2 separate regions of the Homo sapiens genome follow, and region 2 is linked to region 1. The links are chromatin contacts, found by Hi-C in ENCODE. All regions are on one chromosome and are shown on one strand. The core of a region is the stretch at or near the end of the contact, and the rest is flanking DNA. Distances in the headings are between cores, read along the strand shown.

What was found. A loop is a pair of places that touch in the nucleus more often than their neighbours do.
Region 2: a map of aorta shows a loop between it and region 1 (4-fold over the local background). The contact joins the promoter of DOK5 here to the promoter of BCAS1-AS1 in region 1. A Hi-C loop is called at or near these places in 1 of 168 maps with a recorded cell type or tissue (aorta).

Annotation. Positions count from the first base shown.
Region 1 is chr20:53,912,751-53,916,994 of GRCh38, forward strand. It overlaps BCAS1-AS1 (BCAS1 antisense RNA 1), which reads left to right and starts at 2,739. Exons shown (of 5, transcript NR_199019.1): 1 at 2,739-2,816.
Region 2 is chr20:54,473,925-54,478,133 of GRCh38, forward strand. DOK5 (docking protein 5) reads left to right here and starts at 1,669. Exons shown (of 8, transcript NM_018431.5): 1 at 1,669-2,088. The coding sequence starts at 2,023.

The DNA.
Region 1 (4,244 bases), core at 1,489-3,988:
TCAAAGGAAAAAGATAATAACGCGGCCGGGCGCAGTGGCTCATGCCCGTAATCCCAGCACTTTGGGAGGCCGAGGCGGGCGGATCACAAGGTCAGGAGATCAAGACCATCCTGGCTAACATGGTGAAACCCCGTCTCTACTAAAAATACAAAAATTAGCCAGTCGTGGTGGTGGGCGCCTGTAGTCCCAGCTACTTGAGAGGCTGAGGCAGGAGGATGGCATGAACCTGGGAGACAGAGCTTGCAGTGAGCTGAGATCGCGCCACTGCACACCAGCCTGGGCGACAGAGCGAGACTCTGTCTCAAAAAAAAAAAAAAATATATATACACACACACACACACACACACACACACATATTCATATATATACGTATATATGTATACATGTATATACGTATATATGTATATATACATATATGTATATATATCCATGTGTGTGTATATATATCCATGTGTATATATGTATACGTATATATACACGTATATATGTACGTATACATGTATATATATACACATATACAGATACATGTATATATACATATATATAAAATAAAGCATAAGATATAATTATATTTTTGGAAATGACACATAACTCTATGTATTATGATGGTTTTCTTTTGAGGTTTCCTCTTTGGTTCTTGAGGAGTCAAATCCCTTCTTTGCTATGCCGTAGTTGCATGTTGAGAGGTCCTGTGCCAGGTGCTCAGGTGCCTGTCATTTCATCAGCTACACACCCTGGAAGCAGGCCTGACTCAATGGTCCCTGCTTTCCCCATGAAGCAGCAGTGACTCAGAGAGATGACACATTTGCCCACGGTCATTCAGTTTCTCAGCTAAATGAAGCTTCATTTAGCTTCATTTCTCCTTCTCTTAATCTCCAGGTATCTATTTATCTATCCATCCATCCATCCATCTTCCTATCCATCTATTCTCTATTGATGTATGTATATATATATATGTATTATGTATCTATGTGTCTATTACCTGTTTATGTTTCTATTACTTATCTATATCTACCCATTTATATGTATGTATGTATCTATCTACCATCTATCTATCCATCCTCTACCTATTTTCCATCTATCTATCATCTATGTATGTATTATGTACCTATGTGTCTGTCATCTATGTATCTATTACCTATCTATCTTTTTAAAAATTTATTTAATAGAGACGGGGTCCCGTTATGTTGCCCAGGCTGGTCTTGAACTCTGGACTCAAGTGATCCTCCTGCCTCGGCCCCCCAAAGTGCTGGGATTACAGGCATGAGCCACCATGCCTGGCTGTACCTATCTATCTTTATCTACTCATCTATATATATTGTATGTATCTATCATCTATCTATCTATCTATCTATCTATCTATCTATCTATCTATCTATCATCTATCAATCATCTATGTGTCTTATCTATCATCTATCTTATCTATGTATCTCTATGACCTGTCTATCTATGTATCTATCTGTTATCTCTCTGGTTATCTGGTCTCCAGTGCCCACCTCCTCCTCCCAGTCTTTTCTCTCACCCTGACTCTGAACTTCTCCAGGCCTGGTGTTATGTTTTCTGTAGCGTGACCTTATAACTAACCATCCCATCGAAGACGCTTGGGGGAGTGAAAGGAGGGGCTATTAATACTTCTGCAAAAACTGGCGCTGCCCTGAGCACACTGGGATGCCTGGTGGTGGTGGTGGTTAGGTGTAGATTTCTCCCCATTCCTTAGTGCCTCACAAGGGTGCTGTAAAACGTTTGTCGAGTGTGTTTTATCAACAGTCTCAGAAGGGGTGGTAAAAAAAAATACTCGTTTGTTTCATACAGAGAGAAATTGCATTACAAAGTGATGACTTACAAAATCACCGAAAGGAAATCAATGGTGAGGTGGAGCCAAACCTCTGCTGTAGAATTTCTGGATTCAGATAACACAGAGCTCTCTCCATCAAGCATTTGTGTGCAGAAGCTAAGCTCCAGGCCCAGGGAGAGAGCTTGAAGCAAAGACATAATAAAACAGTAACAGCTGCTACCGAAGCTGTGTCATGCAACTTTGCTTAGCCCTTTACTGTATGGTCTCATTTATTCCTTAAGGAAGGTGAGATTATAATAGAAAAGGAAAATGAATGTGCCGCAGTCACACAAATCACTCACTACTACACTGCCACCAGAGCCCAACAGAGTAGCCACAATTGTTTTCTTCCTAAAAGGTGCAATGGAGTAATACTGCACAATTTCCATTTAGATGTCCCTTCAACACGTTTCCTGGGAATCTTAGAGCAGTTAACACCCATTTAGAAAGGAGCTTTTTCATTTCGTAAATATGTTCAGTGCACCAAAACAGGCAAACAAGATAACCCGAACTCTTAACTTGCCTCAGCACCTCACCCCTTAAGATACATAGAAACAAATCAGAAATTATGCTCAATAAGGAATTTGCAAGGCTGAGGAGGGGGAGCTGGAGTCAAATCAGCTGGGTCTTCCGCCCCCTTCAGTAGGAGGGGGAAGATTACTGCAGAGAATGTAACAAGGAGAATAAGAGAGAGGGAGGGAGGGGGAAGAGAGAGAGAGAGGGAGGGGGGTGGAGAAAGAGAGAGACAGAGAAGGAAAGGAAGAAAGAAAAAGAGAGAGAATAACTGTTGGTAACGGACAGCCCAAGAAAATTGTAGAAAAGTCCATCTCTGGTACCTACCTGGTGCCACCTTCCCCCCACCCCCGCGTTGTTTATTTATTTATTTATTTTTTCTAGCCACCACCATTTTGTTGCCTGGCAGAGGTGTGAGATGCAAGGCTGTTTACAAAGCCCCCAGCAAGAGCAATCCCATCATCAGGAGGTTTGCTTCCCCCCCGGGCCAGCCCTCTCGCTCTCCATGCCCGTCTTGGCTGCATGCGTTGTACCTAACACATTTAACCCGCGTTTCTTAAGAGTTCTGCAAAATGGTGTCTGCTGGTGTTTGCAAGGGAAGCTCCCGCTGGGCGTCCCGAGCTGGGTGGGAGCTGAGTGTGCGGTTCCCTAACGAGCTGGCGGCCGGCCTGAGCGGCTCTGATCTCCAATTCTGACGGCTTGTCCTTCAGGTGACCTATATTATCTGGCACCTCAGTTGCTGCTCACAAAGAAAAAGTATCACTGGAAGAAAGAAAAAAAAAATCCCAAGTGATTGTGTACATGCTCTTTATTGAGAATATTAAACTCAGACGCCCTCTGCTGGGCAAGACGGGAAGGGGAGGCTGGGAGTAGGGGAGGGTGGCCGGGAGGGCTCAGGAGAAGCCGGGGACGGCCTCCTTCCTGTGAGATCTGTGGGCATGATTCAGGGCAAAGGGCGCCCATCAGAGCTGCTTTAGGCAAAGGGAAATACAAAACAAAAGTGAAACCGCTGACAAGGAAATCATTTAATTGGGGAGAAATGACAACTTCTTCACTTGGATTTTTTTTTTTCCTGTTCCTAAAATTGTTGCTTTTGATAGGTGAGAGGGAATGGGGTGGGGGAGACTGCTGGACACTGCCAACTTATTCATCAAGACAAAGGGTTTGGGTTTCAGGGAAGTCCTAGCAAAGAGTGTGGCTCAGCGGGTAGAAGGGTAGCTGAAATACCAGGACATTTTTGAGAGTGAAACAGAGTGCTATGGATGATGATGCGGACACAGCAGGTATAGTCCAGAGTGTCCCAGGCAAATCTGACTACCTAGTCCAGCACTGCACAGAGAGCTTTCTAGGATGATATGAATGTTTTGCATCTGTCCTGTCCTATCTATCTATCTATTTATTTATTTATTTTTGAGACAGAGCCTTTCTCTGTTGCCCAGGCTGGAGTGCAGTGGCACGATCTCGGCTCACGGCAACCTCCAACTCTTAAGTTCAAGCGATTCTCGTACCCCAACCTCCCGAGTAGCTGGGATTACAGGCACCCGCCACCATGGCTGGCTAATTTTTGTATTTTTAGTAGAGACAGGGTTTCGCCGTGTTGGCCAGGATGGTCTCAAACTCCTGACCTCAGGTGATCCACCTGCCTCAGCCTCCCAAAGTGCCGGGATTACAGGCGCGAGCCACTGCGCCCGGACTGTCCTGTCCTATATGGTAACCACCACCCACATGTGGCTACTGGGCTCTTGAAATGCAGCTACGCAACTGTGAGGGGATGAATTCTTAACTTCATTTAATTTTTGTTATTCTGAATTTACATTTAAATAGTCACGTATGTCTAGTGGCTATCAGACGGTAGAGCTCTGGTCTTACTATTCACAGGAACACACCGTGACCCCCA
Region 2 (4,209 bases), core at 419-2,918, 560 kb after region 1:
TGCCTTCCATGAACACCTCTATTTTACAGCAACCATGGGCAGCATTTTTTTTTTTAAGTTCCAATCCTTCAAAAGGAGCTCTCCAAATGATTTTACCATTTCATCTCTTTTGGTGAGAGATTTAAAATTAAAACATCATTTTCCATAGAATGGCAACATGAAGACAGATGGTTTACTATGTAGCAAAAATAGTTCTCCCTGCCAGAATATCTCCTTTTTGATTGTCCCCATTTAGTCTCGGTTCTCCTATGACACATTCTTGGAGGTTTCTGTTCTTTAACTGAAACTCATCAAGCCAAGGTGACTAAAAGCTAATGTTCCCAGTGAGAATGGGAAGATTCATATCGTCTTAGAGTTGAAAGACCTGTGGATGTCATCAGGTCAAACAATCCACTACTAACTGAATCCTCTTCTCAATGGCTCTGAGCAGTGATCTCTAGCTTTAGCTTTGTCGCTTCCCAGTGAGTAAGAATTTTTGTCTAATTTCTGATGATTATCTTTGCCTTTGTGAATAGTGCAAATGATTAGAAAGATCTTCCTTGGAAATCAACTAGTAACCTCTCTTTCTGTGAGATCCTCTCTTCAGAAGAGGAATAGGAGAATGTTTAGGAGCAGAGCTGGGCACTACACACACCTCCCTTCAATCCTAGCTCTGATAGTGGCCAGCTGTGAGACCTTAGCAAGTCTGTAAAATGTGGATGCTGGTGCCTAATTCATTATTCCCTTAACAAGATTAGCACAATGCCCAGCACACTGGTGCTCAATGTGTGTTAGCAATTATCAATCAAGTATGCTTTAGGGAGGTAATGCAGTCAGGGGCAGGTGAGTGTGAAATTCAGTCCCCTTCTTCATCTTATTGTATAGGCAGTATCTCATAATGGCAATGAGAGCTCTATTGCCAGGCTAAGGAGGCTTAATTAAATATGGGCCTGGTGTATACATTAACAGGGCACCTACCTCAAAAAGTGCAGGGGAGTTTGAATGAGTCAATCCATGCAAAAGGCTTGGAGAGTGCCTGGCACCTAGGTGGCCATCTTGATAACCACAAGGATTTACTGAGCACTTGCTCTGGGGTCAGGCTTTGGGGACAGACAGTGATGAGGCCAAGTCTCAGCCCCCTGGGAAACACATTCCGGCGGGAAAGAGGCTGAAACAGGGAAACTGTGGCAAATGATACCAGCGAGGGCTAGGTCCCTGACACAAGGAAACCCAAGGAAGCATTTGGCTTAAGCGGTGACAATATCCCTCTCCTCAGATGCCAAGGTCAAGGCGAGCCGCGGCAACACCATCTCCCCAGACACACACGCAAAATCGGCCCTTCTCGGGGAAAGGGCAGGGGCTGAAGGGGGAGGCGGGGTGGGCGGCGGCTGGAAAAAAGTGAAATTTCCTCTCCTCCTAAAATAAGTCATTGGAGCGAGGAGAGCGAGCGCTATCTCAGTAGGCTGTGGGCGAGGTGCGGGGGTGGCGGGGGCACGCTCCGGGTCCGCCAGGAGGGGAGGGATCGGAAGGGGAAGCGGGGAGGGAAAGGTGGGTGGGAGGCGCGGGGAGCGTTCCAGGGCGGCTGCTCACGGGTGGCCGCAGCCCAGTGCTGGGACTCGCGCGGCTCCTCCTCTTAGCCCCCCACCCCTTCCTCCTCTTTCCTCCTCCTCCTTCCTCCTCCTCCTCCTCCTTCTTCTCCTCCTTCTCGGCCGGGAGGAGGCAGGGCTGGATCCCTCAGCCGCCGCCGCTCCTCCTCCTGGCAGGCCGGCCGCGGAGTCAGCTGACGCCGGCGCTCCAGCCTCGCCTCCCCGCGCCGCGCTCTGCGCTCCCCGAAAGTGGCTGCAAGCCGGCCGCCCACTGTCAGGGTTGGGGGGACAGAGAAAGTGATGTGCGCCTTCTAAAGCCTCGCCCAGCGCCGCCGAAGCAGCTTCACCTCTCCAACTTTCTCCCACCGACTGCTTGTCTTGACCCTGCCCTCCACCCTCCCCAGAGCCACTTCGGGTGCGCGCTCTTGGGTAAAGGGGGGGTCACCGGCTGTCTGGGATGGCTTCCAATTTTAATGACATAGTGAAGCAAGGGTACGTGAGGATCCGGAGCAGACGCCTCGGGGTGAGTATCGATCCTCTCCGTGTTGCTGTTCGCCGGTTCGATTGTCTCTCTCTTGAGCCAGCATCCCTGGAGGGTGGACGGAGAGTCCCCGGCCGCGCGCCGGAGAATTGCGCGGTGGCTTTCTCAGCCGAAACCCGCGTCTCCGGGGCTGTCACTGTAAGGCCAGCGTCTAGGTATGTAATGGATCTATCTTTATCTCTTGGATGACTTGGCTTTCTGATGGTGGCCGCGTGTTGGGCTTCAGTAGCCCCTGGAGCCCATCTACTCGAAATAAATATTTCTCGGTAGCCATGGAAGTTGGAGCTGAGAAGCCCGGGCGGGGGTGCCTGCCGGATGCCCCCGGTTCCCCTCTTTTCCCACTCGCCGCCAACTTAACTTTTCCGGGGGATGGATCGGCTGGTTGAGAAAGAGGACACGCATACTCGGTGTGAACGAGGTCACGAACCCTCTGACCCCAGGGAGAGATTTCTGCCAAGCGTAAGGTGTCTTTGGATCCCCCCACCTCTGTCCCAGGTGTCGTGTCAAAGGCGGTGCGGGCTGGCCTCTGGTCGGGGCCAACTTGGGTAGATACTTGAATCTGGATTTTCCGTGGTTCGAAGCCGGGGTGGTGGATTTCTGTTGCTGGAATACACCCTGGAGGTCCACGGAAGGGTTATTTACGTGGAACCTGATACCTGGCATAGCGCAAGTGCTCCCTACATATGTCCTGAAAGGAAGAATGAATGAATCTTAGGGCACTTGGGACAGATGTTGACACAGGCTAGCTCCTTCCTTAAAACTCCCTCTCTTTCGCCCCTTTCTCTCTTGGCTCTTCGCTGGAGGAGGCTTCAAAAGAGAACCTACCCTTCCTCTCCTTGGGACTGAATGATGGTGGAAGAATTCTTGAGGGAGAGGGAAGATACTGGAACGATTTTTTTATTTCCTAAAAATTTCAAACTAGGTCCCTCATTTCTCTTTGCCTCCTATCAAGTGTTGTCGCTGTTTTAGTTGATCCTGTGCGTTTGGACATAAGGGGTGAAAAGTGGGGGTGGAGAGGTGGCGGGGGCGGGGGGAGAAAATATCCTTTGGTGTAATGCCTGAAATAAGTATAATGTCAGTAATCGTGTGGAATGCCGCCATTGATAATGAGTGGTAAATTGAATAGCTTTCTTTAGAAATATGTGTCATTTGGCATCTTTCTCTTACTTGGTCTTTGGACTGTTTTAATGTGCCAGATACTTTTACTGAAAACTGAAAAGAAATTTCACAGTAGTAAACTCAGCTAGGGAGGGAAGCCCTGTGGGGAGGAACATCCGCAATTATTATAAAACTCTTGCCTAATTCGTTTTGGTCTTTTTCTTTTCTTTTTCTCCCCTGCTGGTGACCATGTTTTAGCGATTATGTCCTGTGTTATTGTGAATATATACATATGTAATTAGGGAGAAATGTAACAGAATTCACCATTTCCATCAGCTCTGCCAAAGTTTCCTTGGTTTTCTTTTCTGCTATGCAAATATTCTCATCTTCAAGAGCACCCATTGTTGGGGGTACTTTACTGAGTGACTCCCATGTAAGGGGCAAACAATAATGGGAACTTTCTATTTTTGGTATGCTTATAGGCTGGCCAAGTGTTACAATTTTAAGGGGAGTTAAGTTAAAAAAAAAAAAAACCCAGCATTCTAATTTAGCTTTACTCCATCATGTCAATGGAAGGAATTGGTATGAGACATCCATTCTGTGTTAGGGAGCATTCCAATGGGAAGAGGACATGCATTATTAATGCACAAAATATGAATTATTCATAAGGATCAGAGTTTATGCCAAATTGTGACACATGGTAATTTATTTGAAAAACTGGTTACCATCACTTTCTTGTTTGTGGTAACTGAGATTATTTTTTCTAGATTATTACAATTGACACAACATAGCCCTATGTGTGTGCCAACATTTATGGACAGATATTTGAAGCAGAAGGAACAGAAATATTTAGTTTGTATTTGTTTTATGTTTTACAGCATTTTGGATGCTAATGAGCAGTATACTTTCTCAAGATTTATTCTTTTTGTCTGTGTTCACGTTCAGACTTCAGAATATCTATTGAATTATGGTTATTGCTCATGGAGAGAAAAGGTCAAAAATATG